Linked DNA regions of Homo sapiens: region 1 is linked to region 2. Evidence: chromatin loops called from intact Hi-C (ENCODE). Cell type or tissue: endothelial cell of umbilical vein. All regions are shown on one strand. Each heading gives the region's core, and the rest is flanking DNA. Links, peaks and the distances in the headings are about the cores only.

Region 1 (10,252 bases), core at 1-8,000, 58 kb before region 2:
TTTTTTTTTTTTTGAGACATAGTCTTGCTCTGTTGCCCAGGCTGGACTGCAGTGGCACGATCTTGGCTCACTGCAAGCCCCGCCTCCTGGGTTCACGCCATTCTCCTGTCTCAGCCTCCCAAGTAGCTGGGACTACAGGCGCCCGCCACCACGCCCAGCTAATTTTTTGTATTTTTAGTAGAGACAGGGTTTCACCATGTTAGCCAGGATGGTCTCGATCTCCTGACCTCGTGATCCACCCGCCTCGGCCTCCCAAAGTGCTGGGATTACAGGTGTGAGCCACTGCGCCTGGCCTAGTTTAAGACATTTTGTATTACCATCAGCAGTAAGTATATCTGGTTGCATTGGGTTTTATTACTTTAATATTTTTGATAGTTTAAAGGTGTATAAAAAGCTTAAAGATGTTTTATTTGACTGAGTATCTTTTTTTTTTTTTTTTTTTTGACAAAGTCTCGCTCTTGTCCCCATAGGCTGGAGTGCAATGGTGTGATCTCGGCTCACTGCAACCTCTGCCTCCCAGGTTCAAGTGATTCTCCTGTCTCGGCCTCCCGAGTAGCTGGGATTACAGGCACACACCACCATGCCTGATTAATTTTTGTATTTTTAGTAGAGATGGGGTTTCACCATATTGGTCAGGCTGGTCTCAAACTCCTGACCTCAGGTGATCCACCCACCTCAGCCTCCCAAAGTGCTGGGATTACGGGCATGAGCCACGGCACTCCGCCCTAATTCGTTCTTTAGTTGGGTAGATTTTTTCCAAGTTACCCAGGGTCTGAGAGGCACAGGCATATGTTCTCTAATTTCTTCTTGGCTATTCATAAGGATCGTATATTAGTTTATAAAGTTAAAAAACAGATATACATATGAAGTTTCTCTCAGATGGAACTTGATATTTATTGATGTTTGCATCGATATACTTTCAGTTCAGGCTCACTTTCTTTGTTTTGTTGGTTGTATCTTGGCGTTGTCGGCCATTTCTCTTCTCTTGCACCCCTGTTTCTATAGTGGTGGATGTCCTCGATCCACTTCCAAGGCCCAGCATCTCTGTGATTTGATTCACCATGTGTGTGTGATTTTTCATGATTTGGGAATACACTCTTAATGTGTATTCCTGACAACACCCATTCTTTATTCTACTACATCCGTTCTGCAGCTTTCAAGTTTTTGTTGCTGCAGTTCTGTTATGGAGTTGACAAGTTTGGTTCTGCTTTCCAGCATGGGACGATGAAAATGTGGCACTCAGGGAGCGTAACTGAGCAGTGGCCCCAGCTGTTGCACCTGAATCCACCACCAGGTCTGCACTGAGGCCACATGTTTTAGCCTGTTTGGGTTGCTATAGCAAAGTACCATAGACAGGGTGGCTTATAAACAACAGAAATGTATTTCTCAGAGTTCTACAGGCTGCAGGTCTAAGATCAGTATACCAGCATGGTCAGGCTCTGGTGAGGGCCCTCTTCTAGGTTGCAGACTGCCAGCTTCTCATTGTATCCTCACCATGGCAGAAAGAGGATGACAGAGCTTTCTGGGGTCTCTTTTCTAGAACACTAATTCACACAATGCATACGGGCTCTATGTCCGTGACTTAATTACTTCCAAAGGCCTCACATCCTGAGACCATCACACTGGGAGTTAGTATTTCAACATATGAATTTTGGGGGAACACAAACATTCAGCTCATTGCACCATGCCTCCCACAGGCTGCCTCCTGCCAGTGTCTGGGTGCAGCAAGCCCATTCCCCACAGTTGCGGGACTTCTCTGACTGACAGCGTCAGCTTGAGGACTCCCCTTTGGCCTGGTCAAAACTTTCCTAGAGCTGTGCCTCTGTCTGAGTTCCTTCCTACCCAGACCCTCCTGCCTTTCCTCTCTCACAGGGTCAGACATGCATTGAGGTGTGACGGCACTCCTTGCCTTCTCCAGTTCTCTCCTCATTTTCTGTCACCATAATTTTCTCCAATAAATCTTGTCTTTCTCCAATAAATCTCATGTCTAGTCCTGTCTTGGTGTCTGCTTCTGATAACATATCCAACATCATAGCATTTTTAAGCTTTGCTGCCATGATTACTTTTTTTTTTTTTTTTTTTTTTTTTGAGATGGAATCTCACTCTGTCACCCAGGCTGGAGTGCAGTGGTGCGATCTTGGCTCACTGCAAACTCTGCCTTCCGGGTTCACGCTGTTCTCCTGCCTCAGCCTCCCGAGTAGCTGGGACTACAGGCGCCCGCCACCACGCCCGGCTAATTTTTTGTATTTTTAGTAGAGACAGGGTTTCACCATGTTAGCCAGAATGGTCTCGATCTCCTGACCTTGTGATCCGCCTGCCTCGGCCTCCCAAAGTGCTGGGATTACAGGCGTGAACCACTGCACCTGGCCTTTTTTTTTTGAGATGGAGTTTCACTCTTGTTGCCCAGGCTGGAGTGCAATGGCGCGATCTCGGCCCACCACAAACTCTGCTACCACGCCTGGCTAATTTTTTGTATTTAGTAGAGATGGGGTTTCACCATGTTAGTCAGGCTGGTCTTGAATTCCTGACCTCAGGTGATCCACCTGCCTCGGCCTCCCAAAGTGCTGGAATTATAGGTATGTGCCACCATGCTTGGCACTTTTTGTGTCTTTCAAAAGTACAGTCAGTCCTCATCTTTTATGCATTCAGCTTTCTACAGCCTGTTGTTCTTTCTTACAGTAACGCTCCTAAACCAGTGTTTTTCAGAGTACAACACATTAATGGATCTTGAAATCAATTTAGTAAGTCTTGAAGAGAGTAGACTAGAACTTTAAAAATCAGAGTACATCATAAAAAGTAAAAGTAAGTATTGTTTTAGGAGACTTGTTTCAGTGTGTACTGGGGACTCTATTAAATATATTTCTTTCTGTGGGTTACAGTAAAAAATAAAAACCACAATGAGATACTATTTCACATCAGTCAGAATGGCCATTATTAAAAAGTCAAAAAATAACAGATGCTGGCTAGGTTGCAGAGAAAAGGGAACGCTTATACACTGTTGGTGGGATGTAAATTAGTTCAACCATTGTGGAAAGCAGTATGGTGATTCCTCAAAGAGCTAAAAGCAGAACTACCATTCAACCCAGCATTCCCATTACTGGGTATATACCCAGAGGAATGTGAAGCATTCTGTCATAAAGACACATGCATGCAAATGTTCACTGCAGCACTGTTCACAATAGCAAAGACATGGAATCAACCTAAATGCCCAACAGTGACACACTGGATAAAGAAAAGGTGGTACGTTTACACCTTGGAATACTCTGCAGCTATAAAAAAGAATGAGATCATGCCTTCTGTGGGAACATGGATAGAGCTGGAGGCTATTATCCTTAGCAAACTAGCACAGGAGCAGAAAACGAAATACTGCATGTTCTCATTTATTTATAAGTCGGAGCTAAATGATAAGAACTTATGAACACAAAGAAAGAAGCAACAGACACTGGGGTCCACTTGAGGTGGGAATGGTAGGAGGAGGGAGAGGAGCAGAAAAGATAAGTATTGTCTACTGAGCTTAATACCTGAGCGATGTGATAATACGTACAACAAACCCCCGTGACTCGTGTTTATCTATTTAACAAACCTTCACATGTACCCCCAAACCTAAAATAAAAATTAAAAGAAAAAAGAAACCCAAAAGGACAAGAGCATATATAAACTAATGGAATTATTACATTTAATCTCTCTGATGAGTGAGGTATAGTAGTAGATTTAATATAGAGATACTTAAAAGTTGGGGATGTTTCAGCATCAAAAATACCTTCCTGTGATCCAAAAACAGGAAGCTTTTACAGGTGTTTAGGGCTGTTGGTGGAGGTTCAGCTTGCTATAGACTTCATTGTTTAGAAAGAAGTAGTGTTTTCTCTTGACAAAGTTTTTAGGAAAAGCATTATGATAAAATTACAGTCATCTTTACAGTTTCCTACTCAATCATTTATAACATCACTATTAATATTGACACTAATTTCTTTTGTCTTTAAAGTGTCACTTCTAGTTAGAAAACTAGGATTTAAGGTTAAAAAACCTGCTCTTGGGCCAGGCGCGGTGGCTCACGCCTGTAATCCCAGCACTTTGGGAGGCCGAGGTGAGCAGATCACGAGGTCAGGAGATCGAGACCATCCTGGCTAACACGGCGAAACCCCATCTCTACTAAAAATACAAAAAATTAGCCGGGCGTGGTGGCGGGCGCCTGTAGTCCCAGCTACTAGGGAGGCTGAGGCAGGAGAATAGCGTGAACCTGGGAGGCGCAGCTTGCAGTGAGCTGAGATCGCGCCACTGCACTCCAGCCTGGGCGACAGAGCGAGACTCCGTCTCAAAAAACAAAAAAAACAAAACAAAAACATGCTCTTAAGAAATGATTTTGGCCAGGCACAGTGGCTCATGCCTGTAATCCCAGCACTTTGGGAGACTGAGGCAGGAAAGTCACTTGAGCCCAGGAGTTCGAGACCAGCCCGGGCAACACAGTGAGAGCCTCTCTCCAGAAAAAAATTAAAGAATTAGCTGGGCATGGTGGTGCATGCCTGTAGTTCCAGCCACCTGGGAGGCTGAGGTGGGAGAACTGCTTGAGCCAGGGAGGTTGAGGCTGCAATGTGTCATGATTGTGCTACTTACTGCACTCCAACCTGGTGACAGAACAACACCCTGCCTCAAAAAAATTTTTTTTAAATTTCTCATACTTAATGTTTAATCTTTAAAAACACATATACATTGCAAACCAATGTTGGGATAAAAAGCAAACTATAAACAATTATACCATAATTAGAGAATTTATAATATTTTTTAGTTCTCGGCATAGAGCCTCCACTGAAGTAATTATACTTTTTCCAAGGCAATTTTTACACAAACCTTTAAAGGAACACATATGTTTGAAAGTAGATGATGGCCTCTGGTTAGCACTAGCTCATTTCCAGATGGTGCTGGTCATTTTTCCACTGTATGCGACATAACCCATGTTTCCTCTGCCTGCTGGATAGCAGTTTATAGAAGAATGAGCGCAGATCTCACCACCCACGTAACAAATTCCATACAGGTCAAACGCTGAACAAAGGACATAAAAGACAGACTGGAACAGGTTTTTGCCATGATTCGGAAGTTTATATTGTTCTTTTGGTGGCTTTTATGCAGGAGAAGATGAGGACAATGTTTTTGCCGGTTATAAGTGATTAACTCATTTTAACATTCCACTTCTTTCCGATTTCAGTAAGCTAATATTTTCATGTGTATTTTCTGACTTTTCTCTTTCATATATGTGTTACCGAAGTGAACTGGGGTCCGCTTGCCTGATGCAGTCAGGTGAAACATCCACACCGTGGTTTGTAATATCAGGAGAAAGGAGGGTATTTATTTGCAGGTTGGCAAGCAAGTAGAATCAGGCAGCTCTCACTTAAGACCTGACCTCTCTGATGGCTTGTAAGCAAGGGTTTTTAAAGGCAGGAGTACATTTCAGGAAAGCAGAAGTTACAGGCAAAGTTGTAAATCAATACATAGAGGTTATATATTGGTTTGGACTAAAAAGGCAGGATATTTTGAAGCGGGGCCTTACAGGTCATAAGCAGATTCCAAGATTTTCTGATTTGGTTAAGGTAGAGCAGCTTTGTTTTAAAAACTTGGGGTCTGCAGAAAGATGTGTTAGGTCTGGCTCATGTACATGACTTCTAGGCCTCTCAGGAAGAACTTTAGAACAATGAATGCAGTTAGAGTTCAGTCCTCAGTCTCCCCTTATCTGAGGTCTACATGCCAGTGGACCCATTTGGTGGGGGTCTGAGTTTCTGAAAAACAACGCAGGGACATATGTTAAAATGTTATTTTTACTTTATATAGGGAACCAAACATCTTGTGACTCTAACTTCCTTGGCTGTCTTTTAAGCTACTGTTATCTTCTTATCAAGTTGCTCATTTACTTCTCAGGGCTAGCTAGGTGCCTGGAATTTCCCTTACAAGAACTCAAGGCTTCCCTTTATTTCCATGTTTGGGGGTGGGGGTGGGGTGGCAGATCCCTAAGTGTGGGGGGTGGTCCCTGTTTTGTCTCATGTGCACACTTAATATTTGACTACAACACATTATGCTGCGTATCTCTATGATTAAAGATTTTAGTAGAACCAGCAGTTTGGGTGCTGTTAATTTAGTGCTTTCATGTCTCTTGAGAAGTAGAAGGATGTGCCTTTAAATGTCTGAGGAACCCTGACATCCTGAAAGCTTTGGCAGAATTTTGATGAACACGTTCAGTAAAAGTTCTCTGTGTTTTCCAAGTTAGATATGAAAACCTCCTTGGTGGCAGGCACATGCCATAGTTAGATCTCTTTGGTGATGGCCAATGCTGGCTCCACCCCCGCCTCTACGCTAGTATTTATACCTTCTTCCACTGTTCTCAGTGCAGCTGTCACTTGATGGGCAACCAGAGAGGCTAGCGGTGGGGCTGACGGGGAAAAAGGGAGTCTTTTTGAAACTCAGGTGTGTAAATTATCCCTAAGCCCTATTCCTCTACCCTTACCCCCAGTCACATGCACCAAAGCCTCTTTCCCCTCCCCTAAAATACATCCCTTTGACACTCTTGTATAGAGCAGGCCTTGACCTTCTTTTAAACCTGATTTCACCTAGAGCAGCAGGGGGCAAGTGGGGGAGCACAACTTTTTTTCTCCCTAGCCCAGAACCCTGGGTCTAGACTTTGTTTCCCTTTAGGAATGACAAATCATAAAATATACTTTCCTCATTTTGATTTGGAGCCAAGAGTCTAAGGTAGCAAGAAGGAATAAGAGAGCATCATAACAGGCCACTAAAATTCTCTAGATTTACTACCAGGCTGGCTTTCCCCTCTTTCCTTTGGGTTGTGTCCTCAAACATGGAATGCATGGTGTCTGTGCTGACCAGCATGGTGGCCACTTGCCACACGCGGCTGTTGAGCACTTTGAAATGTAGTAGTCCAAATTGAAACATACTATAAGTGAAAAATAAGCACTGTACACAGAAAGTCTAAATATGAATAAAACATCTCAATACTTTAGAAATATTGCTTCTATATTGAAATGATAATATTTTGGGGGTTTGGATAAAATTTATTATTAAAATTAGCTTCACTTGTTTCTCTTCACTGTGGCTACTAGAAAATTTAAAATTAATTTATGGCTTGCATTATATTTCCACGGATTGTATTGTTTAAACCCCATTTCTATTTGCAGACGATTCTGGGAGGCTTAAATTTTGTTATTTTAATTTTTTAAAATTTAATTTAATTTATTTTTATTTTTTATTTTTTTTGAGATAGGGTCTCACTTTGCCACCCAGGCTAGAGTGCAGTGGCACTATCTTGGCTCACTGCAGCCTCAACTTCCTGTTCTCAAGCGATCCTCCCACCTGGCCCCATAAGTAGCTGGGACTACAAGGCGTGTGCCACCACTCCCAGCTATATATATATATATATATATTTTTTTTTTGTATTTTTGTAGAGATCGCGTTTTGCCATCTTGCCCAGGCTGGTCTTGAACTCCTGAGCTCAAGCGATCTGCCTGCCTTGGCTTTCCAAAGCGCTAGAATTACAGGTGTGAGCCACCATGCCAGGCCAATTTTGTTATTTTATAATCAATAAATTTTTAAATTTATAATCAATTTATTTTAAGTATATGTACTTAATATAAAAATTATAAAATACCAAAATAGACAGGAAAACGACTCAAAATATACCAGCCAGAAGTAAATTTGTAGAGCTTTTAACTATGAAGTCCCCAGATGTATTCACTGTATGCACCCATTTCCTGGACGCATTTCTATTTCATATGCAGGGCTAAATCAGAATGGCAAGAAGAAACCCATGACATTCTGTACTTAATTTTTGCAGTATGGGTTACATCAGTTTGCTTTGGGCATTAAGAGAGAAAGAGTTAGGCCGGGCGCTGTGGCTCACGCCTGTAACCCCAGCACTTCAGGAGGCCGAGACAGGCGGATCACCTGAGGTCAGGAGTTTGAGACAGCCATGACCAACACAGAGAAACCCCATCTCTACTAAAAATACAAAATTAGCCAGGCGTGGTTGCGCATGTCTGTAATCCCAGCTACTTGGGAGGCTGAGGCAGGAGAATCGTTTGAACCCGGGAGGCAGAGGTTGCGGTGAGCCAAGATCGTGCCATTGCACTCCAGCCTAGACAAGAGTGAAACTCCATCTCAAAAAAAAAAAAAAAAAAAAAAGAGAGAAAGAGTTCCAGTGTGTATGGCAACTCGAGGGAAAGTGGAAAGAGGTTCATGTTACCTCCTCTTTTTTTTTTTTTTTTTTGAGATGGAATCTTGCTCTGTCGCCCAGGCTGGAGTGCAGTGACGTGATCTTGGCTCACTGCAACCTCCGCCTCCTGGGTTCAAGCAATTCTCCCTGACTCAGCCTCCCGAGTAGCTGGGATTACAGGCACCTGCCACCACGCCCGGCTAATTTTTGTATTTTTAGTAGAGATGGTGTTTCGCCATGTTGGCCAGGCTGGTCTTGAACTCCTGACCTCAGGTGATCCGCCTGCCTTAGCATCCCAAAGTGCTGGGATTACAGGCGTGAGCCACTGTGCCCAGCCTTACCTTCTCTTCTAATGTCTAAAAAAAGAACCCAGAAAGAAAAGGAAAGAAAGTGTGTTTCCTGGGCAATCACTCTCATTTCAAAACCATGCTAAGATGGTGCTGGTTTGCCTTGTGCTGATGTGAGCTCTGCTCTAGATCTCCCAGAATACAAGCTGACTTTATTCCCAAAACAGACTTTGGCTAGTTTTCTTGCTTCAGCTTGGCAGGTGTTCATGGTCTCTGGTTTCAGCTGGCAGAAGATTTACAGTTAGTTATGGAAGAGGAGCTTTGAAAGGGTGGAAATTTCACATCAGCACACCCCTCAGGTGGAGGCCTCAGGTGGCACAGAGAAGAAATGCTGAGGCTTGCTCTGAAAAGTTTCCGCTGAGCTCTGTTGTTCAGTACGTTTATCTGCAAACTATTTTAAAGAAAAAAGCTTATTCTCCTCACAGTCCAGTTATGAGGACAGACGTGGGTATCTGACAGGCCCGAGTTTTAGTACAGGATCTGTCCCTAATTAGATATATGTCTTTGGACTTAAGTCTCAACTTTAGTTTCCTCAGTTGAGAAGTGGGAATAATAATGTTGACTATACCATAGGGATGTTATGAAGACCAGATATGATAATACATGTAAAGGGCTTAGCGTGGTGCAGGATGTTATAAAGACTAGATAGGATCATACATGTAAAGGGCTTAGTGCAGTACCCGGCACATAGTCCATACTTAGTCCATGTTCACTCTAATTGCTATTGCCGTAGTTCTTTATTGAAGACTTGCACATGAAGAAACCAATATATAATGAAGAGAGTCTGTAGGAGGGGAGGGGCAGGCCCCAGTAACCACCTCTTTGGCCTCATTCCCCAAGTGGAGGGCTAGTTTGGGCCCATTCAGACCAGGAAGTCCCTGTGAGAAGGCCGAAGGTCCTGTGAGGTTTGGGTCATCTTTCCCAGACTGTGGGAGTTCAGGATGGTTCTGGAGAGCCTGGTACCAAGGCCAATCCTCAGAGTCACAGTTCCTCCAAGGAAGGCCCCAACAAAAGCAGAAGCAGGCCGGGCACCTTGGCTCACGCCTGTCATCCCATCACTTTGGGAGGGTGAGGTAGGTGGATAGCTTGAGCTCAGGAGTTCGAGACCAGCCTGGCCAACATGGTGAAACCCCATCTCTACAAAAAATACAAAAATTAGCTGGTCATGTTGGTGTGTGCCTGTAGTCTCAGCTACTTGGGAGGCTGAGGTGGGAGGATCACCTAAGCCTGGGGAGGTCAGGGCTGCCGTGAGCCATGATCATGCTACTGTGCTCCAGCCTGGATGACAGAATGAGACCCTGTCTCAAAAAAAAAAAAAAAAAAAAAAAATTAGCCAGTGTGGTGGTGTATACTTGTGGTCCCAGCTTCTTGTGAGGCTGAGGTGGGTACCAGGCTCTCCAGAACCATCCTGAACTCCTACAGTCTGGTGGGAGGATTGGGAGGTGGGAGGATTGCTTGAGCCCAGAAGGTCAAGGCTATAGTGAGCTATGATCACACTACTGCACTCCAGCTCTGTCTTAAAAAAGAAGCAAAACCAGGATCAGCCTTGAAGTGTCCAGGGTCTGGCCTTGGCCGCTGTGACTGATCAAGTGACTGCAGGTGCATAACCCCCTCAGTCAACTCTCAAGGGCTCCCCAGACCAGGCCTGGTTTCCTAGGCTGGGAGTCAGAATCAGAATTGTTAGGAGGGGAGGCCA
Region 2 (13,304 bases), core at 2,534-10,533:
CACTCAATAGTAGCAAAAGACAACAAAGGTGTGGAAGTGAGTAGCTCTTTGCCTAGTGTCCTGCCCCAAGTCTGGAAAGACAGTAGAGGTCTCACTGGTGTCACCCTCACTGGGAGTCTCCCTCCTCTATGGAATGGTGGAAGACTGTTCTCATCACTCTTTGATAATTTAAATCCCAGATCAGACCTGGGTACAGCTGATAATAATTGTTTCTCAAGCTTTTTCAGTTGATCTACTAGTAGATCTGAATACAGAGCCCAACCTGTAATCCCAGCACTTTGGGAGGCTGAGGTGGATGGATCACTTGAACTCAGGAGTTTGAGACCAACCTGAGCAATGTGGCAAAACCCTGACTCCACTAAAAATACAAAAATTAACTGGGCATGGTGGCATGCACCTGTAGTCTCAGCTACTCAGGAGGCTGAGGCAGGAGGATCACCTGAACGTGGGAGGTCAAGGTTGCAGTGAGCTGTGATCCTGTCATTGCACTCCAGCCTGGGTGACAGAGTAAGACCTCATCTCAAAAAAGAATGCAGAACTCAAGGCCCATGGCAGCATCTATGTAGTGATGGGCTGGTATATTTTTTTTTTTTTTTGAGACGGAGTCTTGCTCTTGTTGCTCAGACTAGAGTACAATGGCACAATCTCAGCTCACCGCAACCTCTGCCTCTTGGGTTCAAGTTATTCTATGGCCTTAGCCTCCCAAGTAGTTGGGATTACAGACATGTGCCACCACGCCTGGCTAATTTTGTATTTTTAGTAGAGATGGGGTTTCTCCATGTTGGTCAGGCTGGTCTGAACTCCTGACCTCAGGTGATCCGCCCACCTTGGCCTCCCAAAGTGCTGGGATTACAGGCATGAGCCACTGCGCCCAGCCTATGCTAGTAAATTTTTAACAACTGGCTCTCCTTGAGGTGGGGGCTGATATGTAGCATTTACCAATTTCCATAGTGTAAATACTCCCACTATAGTTGATTTTGAGCTACCTGAATTTACTGAACATGAAATTGGGAAGAAACACACAGTAACAATTCATTACAAAGTATTTCCATCATACAAATGTAACAGATATAATAACCCAGAAAACATAATAGTAAAATATAAGAAAATAATTAGAAAATGATGATTTTTGAGTATTCAATACTTTTTAAAAATTTTGGTCATATTTATAATTTGATCTTTAATAATGGCCGTGTTTAACTGGCTCACAAAATTCCTGAAAATTTAACAGCCAGCTCTTGGGAGCTGGTACAAACCCACGTCAGCATGCCACTGCTCTTGTGGCCAGCTTAGGAATTTGCCACTGGAACTATGGCAACGAGTCAGGAAGCTGGTATCAATGAGAAGAAAGTGGCCAGTCTAGAAATCATAAAATGCCCAGGAGGATGGGTTCTGGTCACACCGAGAGAGCAGGCCAGGATAGGCTATATCTCTGAGATTCGAATACAGCTGGAATTTTATTCAGTGTACTCAGATGTGCAAAAAAGGACAGGCTTCTTTGTGATTATTCTTATCTTCCTCTAAGGCTTCTATTGCCTCTGGTGGGGGCAGAGGACTTCACTTGTCTATGAAAGGTAACTCAGGAGAACTAATTTTCTTTCCATTTAGTACAGTCTCTTCCAGATGATCTCGGCCCCTCTTGAATAATGGTCTAGTCTTTCCAATCTCTCCCCACCCCCTTGCTTGTTTAGCAAAGCTGGTGCGATATTTGCTAACACTGCCGTAATAAAGTGCCACAGATGGAATGGTTTACACAATAGGAATTTATTGTCTCTCACTTCTGGAGGCTGGAAATCTGAGTTTAAGGTGTTGGCAGGGTTGGTCCCTTCTGAGGGAAGGATCTGTCCCAGGCCTTTGTCCTTGGCTTGTAGCTGGCTGTCTTCCTCCTGTGTCTCTTCACATGGTGTCCTTCCTGTGTGCATCTGTCTCTGACTTCCCTTTTTTTTTTTTTTTTTTTTTTTTTTTTGAGACAGAGTCTCGCTCTGTCGCCCAGGCCGGACTGCGGACTGCAGTGGCGCAATCTCGGCTCACAGCAAGCTCCGCTTCCCGGGTTCACGCCATTCTCCTGCCTCAGCCTCCCGAGTAGCTGGGACTACAGGCGCCCGCCACCGCGCCCGGCTAATTTTTTGTATTTTTAGTAGAGACGGGGTTTCACCTTGTTAGCCAGGATGGTCTCGATCTCCTGACCTCATGATCCACCCGCCTCGGCCTCCCAAAGTGCTGGGATTACAGGCGTGAGCCACCGCGCCCGGCCGACTTCCCCTTTTTATAAGGACACAAATTATGTTGGATCAGGGGCTCACCCTACTTCAGTATGACCTCATCTTAACTAATTATATCTGCAACCACTCTGTTTCCACATAAGGTCACCTTCTGAGGCACTGGAGGTTAGGATTTCAACATAGGAATGGGGCTGGGCACAGTTCAGCCCATAGCAGATGGTATGCGGCTACAGAAGCATCAGGATGGGAAGGCATGTGCTCGTGTCCTTGTGGGGGTGGAGGCCCGGAGGCCGTCTGCCACATCCTTCCCTGTCTTCACTGTAGGGTGGCTGGGCCGGGCTGGGCCCCCACCATCCTATGCCTGCCACTGGCTTGCTCAAGTGAAGCTGGTCCCACCTGGCCCTTTTAGCCCCTACATCTGTGTTTCCTCTGGTCATTTGGTTTTTGCATTTTGTGGCGTCTCATTCTCCCCCAACCTTCTGGAATCCACTGGTTCTAAGGACTCAACCCCTTAGGGCTTTGGGCCCCCCAGCTGCCTCTACATTCACCTTGCAGGGCTCAGGGCTCTGTGAGGCTGTCCGGCAGCCCACCTTCAGCCTGGGGGGCCCATGTTGGACCCGGACCTTCCCTAAGACACTTGAGGAAAGAAAAAACAGCCCCACTGTTCTGGAGTTTCCTAAACTTACCCAACAGGAGCCTTCTAAACCTACCCAAGTGGGGAGTGGGACCTGCTCCCCTTCCCTGCCCCACATACACTATTTGCCTTCTACCTTCTCTCTCCCTCAGCTTCCCACACTGGAGATACAGTCTATTTTCCCCCAGATGAGTGGGTGCTTAAGTTATCTCTACCTAAGGCTCGTAGTAGAAGTCAACATAGAACTCTAAGCTATACTTTTGATCGTTAAAGTGAACTTTTTAGAATTTAGAAAAAAAATTATCTACTCAAAACCAAGTCTTCCTTTCAAGAGTAGTGGCCTTAATTTTTTGATCATGCATTCCTAACAACAAAAAAAACTTAAGCACATACATAAATGTATATTTAATATATTTGTGTATGCCATATATATTAATATATACTTGGTTATATATGTATATATGGTAACATGTATATCTGTATATGGTAGATATACATGTAACACTGTATTAATATATTACATGCGTTATAACACATACATCCCAAAATGGACATTTTAAAAGATAAGGTAAAAAATGAAAATAACAATTCTAATATTTGCTTTCTGTCCCCATTGTGCTGTCTTGGGCACACCCCACTTTAGAGACAATTTTTCACTACTATTGTCTTGCAAGGGATTAAAAAAAATGAATTTGGCAACCAAAACTAAGCAGTGAACTGGTTGTTCCCAACAGTATCTCTCTTTCCCTGAAGCATAGAAACCTGTTGATTAAATGAGTGGAGAGCCACAGAGCATCATGATTTAAGTGGAAAGAAAAATATACCCCTTCAATATATTCAAGAATATAAATTCCATTCCATGGAAACCAAATACAATGGGCTGGCCCTGATTGCTAAGGCCTGAGAGCAAAACAGACTTTCTCAGGAAGGAGAGCGGGAAGGAAGAGCCACCAGGAGGTGCACAGGGAACAGGGCAAAGAGTACTGAGTTCTGTGTGTTGGGAATAAAAAAGGACATGCAGTCGGAATCAGGGCTTCACTGTGTTTCCCATGGGCTGAGCAAATCCCCCTTTTGAATAGCATATGGCATTGCTAGTCCACATGGAAGTCCCCATGTCTGAACACCAGTCCTGATTGTAGGTACAGTCATAGGACATCCTTGTACGTATAGCATTTCCCACATGGGAGCATTTGAGAACCCAGGAAGTCAGAGGAATTAACTATAATTCTGTCCTTGCATTTCAATAAAGACCTCGGACAAAGACTGGGGGATTTCCAGCAACTAGTCACTTACCTTAGATTTGTTATGTTGGTTATGTTGCAGTGTGGTCAAGTAGAAAAGCAGAAAGTTCTTGAATCCTGGCTACTGCTTGTAAGTTAGCTGACTTTGGACAAGTTGACTGTGCTAAGCCTTGGTTTCCTGTCCATAAAATGGCCCAATACTAAATAATACAATCTATACATAGTGTCTATCATATCGCATGGCACACAGTAGGCATTTAGCAATCCCCATTAAAGTTAGCCAATAGGCAAAGGACAGACTTAATAAAAGTTTCCCCTCAAATTTCCTAGCATCTCCTACCTGCCTGATGCCTGCCCCTCCAACCAAATCTTGGAGGGGTTAAAGTGGTCTGTTTAAAAAAAAAAAACTTTTTAGGAATGTTTGACTTTTTAATTAACTTTAAAATTAATACAATTTTTGCATAAGAAACGACAATCATTAGGAAAATTACCAATGAGTTTTTTTGTGTTTTGTTTTGAGATGGAGTCTCACTCTGTCACCCAGGCTGGAGTGCAATGGCACAACCTTGGCTCACTGCAACCTCCACCTCCCAGGTTCAAGTGATTCTCTACTTCAGCCTCCAGAGTTGCTGGGATTACAGGCGCCCACCACTATGCCCGGCTAATTTTTGTATTTTTAGTAGAGACGGGGGTTTCACCATGTTGTCCAGGCTGGTCTCAAACTCTTGACCTCAAGCGATCCACCTGCCGCGGTCTCCCAAAGTTCTGGGATTACAGATCTGAGCCACCGTGCCCAGCACCAATGAGCTTCTTACCATGTTTATTTTGAACCATCTCCCCTCCACTTCCATAGTATTTGCATCTGGATTTGATGCGAACTCCCCAATCATGATACATTCACGTTTTTTATATGAAGCTCTTGAAAATCTGACCATCCTCAAAATCAAAAGGAGTGTATGAGGCCAGGTGTGGTGGCTCAGGCCTATAATCCCAGCACTTGGGGAGGCCAGGGTGGGAGATGGCTTGAGTCCAGGAGCCTGAGCAACATAGACCCTGTCTCCACAAAGAAACAAAAACAAAAAAAATTTTTTTTAACTTGAAAAGATGTGTGTCACCCATCCCCAAACCTGGGACTTCAGGCTGTACGGCAGATGGTAGAAGTACTTATGTGAAGGCTGTGGGTGGGAGGAGACACTTCTCACTGCTGCTTGCAGCTGAACCTGCAGTAGCTCCCTACTGGAGGTGCAGGCATAAACCTGGCAAAGCCTCTATTGGGCCTGAAATGTCAGCAAACAGCCGCCACCTGTAGTTACTCGTGTGGGTACCAGCGCTATCCTCAGATGGCCTCTCTCACGGTCTCCCTGGAGGTGTGCTGGGTTCCGGGGGAATCACAGCTGAGCTGAGCCACTGGAGTCGGCTCACCAGATTTGCACAGAGCTGGCCTTCCAGGAAGTGGGGCAGCAAACTGGCAGGTGGGTGACGAGGGTGGCAGGACAGGCGGTTGAAGCTGGGGATTGGAAATAATCCTCCTGGAGGTGTTTCTGGAAGGACAGATCTGTGGTAAGCATCACAGTGAGGGGCTTGGGCAGCCGAGAGCAGCTGGTGATGCGCAGGGAAGGAGGTGCCTGCTCCTATTTCTACTAAAGCCTACTCTGTTTATTTTTACTAAAATGTTTTAAAAATAAAATGTATAAAAAGACGAAGTTTTGAAAATTACAACACAGGCATGGTCTTTCTGCCCCCACGTTTGTCTTCACGTCTCTAGGGCGACCTGTTGGAGGCCCTCGTGGGCTCTGGCGGAGTGAGAAACACTGCCACCTGCTGGGCCTTTTGAGAATGTCAGTGAACTCCGCCCGCCAAACCCAGTTCCAAACCTTCCCCTCAGTTGCAGGTTCCGAGATCTGTGGCAGGCTTTGCCACTGGCCCCAGGAAGGAGTTACTCAGCTGACCAGAATATAGAGATAATCAGCTAGACCTTGTTTTTTACCTTGAAGAGAACTGGATTAAGTGAAAATTTCAATACTTGCCTCCTGAAATAATCTATTTTGTCCTACAATTTTATTGCCTCCATAGAAATGAATACAGCCAAATAGCACTAGATTAGATAAGCAGAACTGTCCTTTAATAGCTTCAGCCTTATCAGCTACGGGACATGGGGCAACCTTCAATTTAGTAGTTATATCTACCACACAGAATTATTTTAAGGATCCAAAAATCTTGGCACATAGTAAATGCTCAATAAATATTAATAGTAGCTCTTATTCTTTTTTATTTTTTGACACGGTCTCATTCTGTTGCCCAGGCTGGAGTGCAGTGGCACAATTATAGCTCACTGGAGTCTTGAATTCCCAGGCTCAATTAATCCTCCCACTTTAGCCTCTTGAGTAGCTGGGACTAAATCGTGCCTCGCTAATTTTTGTATTTTTTGTAAAAACGGGGTGTCGCCATGTTGCCCAGGCTGGTCTCCAACTCCTGGGTTCAAGCTATCATCTGCCTTGCCCTCCCAAAGTGCTGGGATTACAGACATGAGCCATGGCACCTGGTTTTATTATTCTTAATTTGGTTCTAAAATACTATATAATCTAAGAAGATGGTAATATTAACCCATTATTAACCTAATATTTGGTCAGGGAGTGTATTTTAGATAAGCCTCTTTGTTCTCTTTGGCTAGGGTTCGGTCCTAAGTGAGGCATAGATCATGGGAATATTCTATGATGATGGAAATGGGCTATGCCAGCCCTACCCACTCTGTTATGCAGGGTCATCCTGCTCTACCATTCTCATTTTCTCGAAAAACAAAAAAAGAAACCAAAAAAGCACACACACATTGCAACATACACCAAGAACTCTGACCAGAATGTGCTGACCAGAAAAACTACAGCTGACACGTGGAGGAGAGGAGATAAAGGCTGTGAGGATTTCTTTTTTTCTTGAACCCCGGAAGGCCAATGTGTCTGGGCACGTTTACTTCTGGCCTTAGAATTTTAATGTAAGCCACTAATTAAAGTTCAGATGTGATTCACCAGCACATTAAAACAAAACAAAACAAAAACCCCTAATATATTGAAACAAGTGAGAGGAGGGTGGATGATGAGAAATTACTTAATGGGCACGATATACATTATTCTGGTGATGAATGCATTGAAGCCCAGACTTCACCACTAACAAGATACCCATGTAAGAAAATTGCATTTGTCACAGCCATAAAAAAGAACGAAGTCATTTCCTTTGCAGCAACATGGCTGCAGCTGGAGGCCATTATCCTAACGCATAGGAATTAATGCAGGAAGAGAAGAGCAAATACTGCATGTTCTCACTTATAAATGGGAGCTAAACATTCCACTCTCATGGACATAGAGATGGCAAAAATAGACACTGGGGGCTGGGTGCGGTGGCTCATGCCTGTAATCCCGGCATTTTGGGAGACTGAGGCAGGCAGATCACCTGAGGTCAGGAGTTCAAGACCACCCTGGCCAACATGGTGAAACCCATCTCTACAAAAATTAGCCGCGCATGATGGCGGGTGCCTGTAATCCCAGCTACTTGGGAGGCTGAGGCAGGAGAATAGCTTGAACCCAGGAGGCAGAGGTTGCAGTGAGCCGAGATCATGCCATTGCACTCCAGCCTAGGCAACAGAGCAAGATTCCGTCTCAAAAAAAACAAAAAACCCCCCCAATCCAAAAAAAGAAAAAAAAAATAGACAATGCAGACTGCTAGTGTGGGAGGGAGGGAGAAGGGCAAGGGTTGAGAAACTATTGGGTACTATGCTCACTGCCTGGGTGACAGGATTGATCATATCCCCAACCTGAGCACCATGCAATGTGCCTGGGGAACAAACCTGCACATGTACCCCCTGCATCTAAAATAAAACTTGAAATTATTTTTTAAAAGAGAAAAGAAAATTGCATTTGTGCCCCTTAAATTTATGCAAATAAAAAAGAAACATATTGAAACAAAGCAAAACAAAAATTAGAGAGGCCATCTAACGGCAAAGCCCTGTGTGCTGGGGAGTGCAGGGGGTGGGGGAATGGAGGAGAAGATGTTACAGGAAAGGGGTCCCCATCTAGACTCCAAGAGAGGGTTCTTGGATCTCATGCAAGAAAGAATTCAGGGCCAGCCCACAGTGCAAAGCAAAAACAAATTTATTAAGAAAGTAAAGGAATAAAAAGATGACTACTCCATAGACAGAGCAGCCCCGAGGGCTGCTGGCTGCCCATTTTTATAGTTATTTCTTGATGATATGCTAAACAAGGGGTGGATTATTCATGCCTCCCCTTTTTAGACCATATAGGGTAACTTCCTGACGTTGCCATGGCATTTGTAAACTGTCATGGCACTAATGAGAGTGTAGCAGTGAGGATGACCAGAGGTCACTCTTGTGGCTATCTTGGTTTTGGTGTGTTTTGGCCAGCTTTTTTACTGCAACCTGTTTTATCAGCAAAGTCTCTATGACCTGTATTTTGTGCCGCCCTTTTACCTTATCCTGTCATTTAGAATGTCTTAACCGTCTGGGAATGCAGCCCAGTAGGTTTCAGCCTCATTTTACCCAGCTCCTGTTCAGAGTTGCTCTGGTTCACAGGCCTCTGACAGGACCACAATAGGAAACTCACTTAGCTAAACATCTGCCAAGACAGTGAGAGAGAAAAGAGGAGGGGAGGGAGAGGGAAGGTAAGAGAAAGTGAGAACAAGGTTCTGTAGAGCCAGGAAACCACCCCCTGAGCAGCTCCCTTTCTCTGCAAGACTTGCAGTGGAGGGCATGAAGCATAACCAGATGCAGCTCCTCTGTGAGGAGACTCAGGGCCTAGGACTGTTCCTTGGCGTTCAAACTGTTGCAGGATTGTACCTGAGCCTCAGCCCTTGATAGTTTTCATCAGATACCCTCCTGGCCTGATGTGAAACCAGGCAGCACTCCATTCATACACAAGTTTCCCCTTTGTTCACAGAGGTGCAATCTACACAAAACGCGCAGTGAAAATGTGCACATGTTTTTAGGGGGAGACTTTGTGTTGGCATATCCCAACTTAGGAATCCATTGAACTGAGCATTGCAGGTATGTACTCATATAAATTATGTCCTGTGAAAAATAGGAAAGAAGAGCACATCTGATCACTGTAAAAGCAGTTAATTCGGGCCAGGCGCGGTGGCTCACGCCTGTAATCCCAGCACTTTGGGAGGCCGAGGCGGACGGCTCACGGCTCATGGAGTCAGGAGTTTGAGACCAGCTTGGCCAATATAGTGAACCCCCGTCTCTACTAAAAATACAAAAATTAGCCGGGCACGGTGGCATGCGCCTGTGGTCCCAGCTACTCGGGAGGCTGAGGCAGAAGAATCACCTGAACCCGGGAGGTGGAGGTTGCAGTGAGCAAAGATTGCGCCACTGCACTCCAGCTTGGGCAACAGAGACTTCATCTCAAGGAAAAAAAAAAAAGCAGTTAATTCTTAATTTTTTTTTTTTAAACAGGGTCTCACTGCAACCTCTGCCTCCTGGGTTCAAGTGATTCTTGTGCCTCAGCCTCCCAAGTAGCTTGGACTACAGGTGCCCGCCACCATGTCTGGCTAATTTTTGTATTTTTTGCTAGAGACAAGGTTTCACCATGTTGGCCAGGCTGGTCTCAAACTCCTGACCTCAAGTGATTTGTCCACCTTGTCCTCCTAAAGTGCTGGGATTACAGGCATAAGCCACTGCACCCAGCTGTAAAAGCAGTTAATTCTATCTTGTAGTCTCATGAATGGGCATTGTTGACAGACGAAAGACCACCCTCAAATTCAACCAATCATAACTCAGCAATGCCCAACACCTGTCATTGGGGTTTAGTGACTGAACCTGGGCTTAGCTGCTTTGTTATAAGCAAATTAGATGAATTGAAAGAGTTGAATCATTTGTGCTTGTTAACAGCAATTAAACAAAACAAGAGATTGCAGTAAGAGAAAAAAATTGAACCAGGTCATTCACAAGGTAAAGAAGCCAGCTTTGGCAGGTTATAGCTTGTTTATGTGTGACTTCAGCCTTAGGTAGTTGTAATATAATCAAGGGATGGAGTAGGGTCAGGAGTATAGCCTGCAAGTTCTTTAGGAAGTGTATGACATGCATTTTATTTCAATGCTAATCTAAAATCATAGCAACGTGAGCATAATTTGGTTCATTTTTATGTCCACTCTGAATTTATGACAGATTTCTACCATGTGACTTCAAAGTGATGCTTTGCATATATGTTTATGATTACCTTGGGGCCATATGATTATCCAAAGTGACAAACTTTAAATTTTCCAAAATAGACTTTTTTTTGAGACAGAGTCTTGCTCTCCTGCCCAGGCTGGAGTGCAGTGGCGCAATCTTGGCTCACACAACCTCCGCCTCCCGGGTTCAAGTGATTCTCCTGCCTCAGCCTCCCGAGTAGCTGGGACTACAGGCGTGCACCACGATGTCTGGCTAATTTTTGTATTTTTAGTAGAGATGTGGTTTTGCTATGTTGGCCAGGCTGGTCTCGAACTCCTGACCTCATGATCTGCCTGCCTCAGCCTTCCAAAGTGCTGGGATTACAGGTGTGAGCCACTGTGCCTGGGCTTTTTTTTTCTTTTTTGAGACAGGCTCTCACTCTCTCACCCAGACTGGAGTGCAGTGGTGCGATCTTGGCTCACTGTAGCCTCAAACTCCTGGGCTCAGGGGATTCTCCTTCCTTGGCCTCCGAAATAGCTGAGACTACAGGCACACACCACCACACCTGGCTAATTTTTAATTTTTATTTTGTAGAGTTGGGATCTCTCTATGTTGCCCAGGCTGATCTCAAACTCCTGGGTTCAAGTGATCCTCCCACCTTGACCTCCCAAATTGCTAGGATTACAGGCATGAGTCACCATGCCTGCCTGACTTCATTTTTTAGAGCAGTTTTACATTCACAGTAAAATTGAGCAGAAGGTACATAGTGCACATATGCCTCCTCCCACGACGTGCAAAGCCTCCACCACCACCCACATCCCACACCAGAGTGGTACTTTTGTTATAATCAATGAACCTATCACACATCACTACCACCCAAAGTCCATTGTTTACATTTGGATTCACTCTTGCTGTTATACATTCTACGGGTTTTAGCAAATGTGTAATGACATGTGTCCACCATTATAGTATCATATGGAGTAGTTTCACTGCCCTAAAAATCCTCTGTGCTCTGCCTATTCATCCTTCTCCATCCCTTAGCTCCTGGCAACCACTGATCTTTTTATTGTCTCCATAGTTTTGCCTCTTTCAGAGTATCATGTAATTGGAGTCATACAGTATATAGCATTCTCAGATTGGCTTCTTTTGATTAGTAATATGCACTTAAGTTTCCTCCATGTCTTCATGGCTTGATAGATCATTTCTTCTTAGTGCTGAATCATATTCCATCAAATGGATGTACCACAGTTTATAAGAGTTTAACTTTTAATGCAATCTTTTTCAAATTAAAGTATTCTAAAGGACTCCTCAAGTTATAAATTGGCTGAACACTTGGTTTAAGTTCCTGGAGAGCTTTATAAAGCTTTATAACTCCTTGCAGCATAATGAGGTCACAGGGTAAACCCATGGATGTTCAAATCTCAACATAGAGTGTAGAAGCATCTTCTATGTTCACTGAAATTCCTTTCCGTTTCTTCCTAGGTACTCAGGTAGGCTCACTGTCCCAGCCTCCCTTGCATTTAGATGTAGCCAGTTCATTCTGGCTAATGAACTGTGAGTGGGAGTGGTCAAAATGGTTAAGAAATTAATGTGTCAAGATAACCAGACAGGTCAGTATAGAAAAGTCAATTGTATGTCTTTGGAAAGTGAAATTGCAAAAATAGTTCCCTTGTCAATAACATCAAAAAACACTAGCTAGGAATAAACAACAAAAGATATGTAAGACTTCTATACCAAAAACTACAAAAAAAGAGGCATATACTACTATGTCCATGGATTGAAAGAATATTATAAAGCTGTTAACTTCCCCAAATTTATTTATAGATTCAATTCAATTCCAATCAAAATCCCAGCAGACTTATATGTGTACATGTAAAAACTGATAAGCAAATTTTGAAATGCAAAGTGCTAAGCACAGCAAAGACAATCTTGAGGAAGAACAAAGATAGAAGATATAAAGCACTGATTTTTAAGCTACCATAACTAAAAGTGCATGATAGCAGAGAGAGCATAAACAAATAGACCAATATAATAAAATAGAGTCCCCAAATGGACCCACACATAAACAGTCACCTAATTTGCAACAAAGTTCCCACTGCAATGAAGTGGGAGGAAGAATGGTGTTATTCAACCAGGAAAAAACAAACCTTGATCTCTACATCATATCAAACGCAAAAATAAATTACAGATAAATCATAGACCTACATGTGAAAGGCAAAATAATAAAGCTTCTAAAAGATAACATAGAATATCTTCATGACCTTGAGGTAGACAAAGATTTCTTGAATGGTTCACAAAAAAATACTAACCATAAAAGAAAAGATTGACATTTCATAATTTTGTTAACGTTCAAAACTTCTGTTTATCAAGAATACCATGTAGAGAGTGAAAAGGAAAGCTCCAGAGTATGAGAGTATATCTGCAATACATATACTTGACAAAGAATTCATATCCAGAATATATAAATAACTTCTTCAAACCAATAAGAAAAGAACAGACTTCCCAATAGAAAAGTAGGCCAAAGCCTTGGACAGGAAATTCCCAAAACAGAATATCAAAATGGCTAATGAACCTATTAAAAGAGTCCTCAATAACATTAGTCATTAGGAAAATGCAAGTTAAAACCACAAGGAGACATCACTGCAGCCATACCAGCATAGCTAAATGAAAAAGAGACAATACCAAGTGTCAGCAAGGAGGTGGAGCAACTGGAAGTCTCATGCAATGCTGACGGGCATGTGGATTTGTCTAATCACTTTGGAAAACTATTTGCCAACATATACCAAATCTTTGCATATGTATGCCCTATGACCCAGGAATTCTACTTCTAGGTACATGCCCAACAGAAATGTACACGTACGTGCACCAAAAGACACATTCATAATAGCTTTATTGATAATAGCTTAAAACGGAAAACAACCTAATGCCCATTAGTAGTAGAATGAATGAATAAATCATGGTATGTTCATGCAATGGAATATTATACAGCAATGAAAGAGAATGAACTGTTGCTTCACGTCACAGTATGGATGAATCTCCCAAAGTGTTTT

What was found. Peaks named below come from ENCODE experiments on the same cell type or tissue, not always from the same donor. Only the 100,000 strongest peaks of a DNase experiment are listed, where the experiment ranks them.
Region 1: it touches region 2 in a loop (2.4-fold over the local background); 5 of 110 quality-filtered maps call a loop at or near these places.

The regions. Positions count from the first base shown.
Region 1 is chr14:64,575,656-64,585,907 of GRCh38, forward strand. The region is part of intron 8 of PPP1R36 (protein phosphatase 1 regulatory subunit 36); the gene reads left to right. Among named protein-coding and RNA genes, the nearest start is that of PPP1R36, 31 kb to the left of the region's middle. In endothelial cell of umbilical vein, for the core only: no CTCF peak of the experiment used is centred there; a DNase peak (open chromatin) is centred at 4,986.
Region 2 is chr14:64,630,959-64,644,262 of GRCh38, forward strand. No RefSeq gene overlaps it. Among named protein-coding and RNA genes, the nearest start is that of PLEKHG3, 67 kb to the right of the region's middle. RefSeq lists an enhancer at 2,160-2,662. In endothelial cell of umbilical vein, for the core only: a CTCF peak has its summit at 5,923 (motif pointing left); a DNase peak (open chromatin) is centred at 5,893.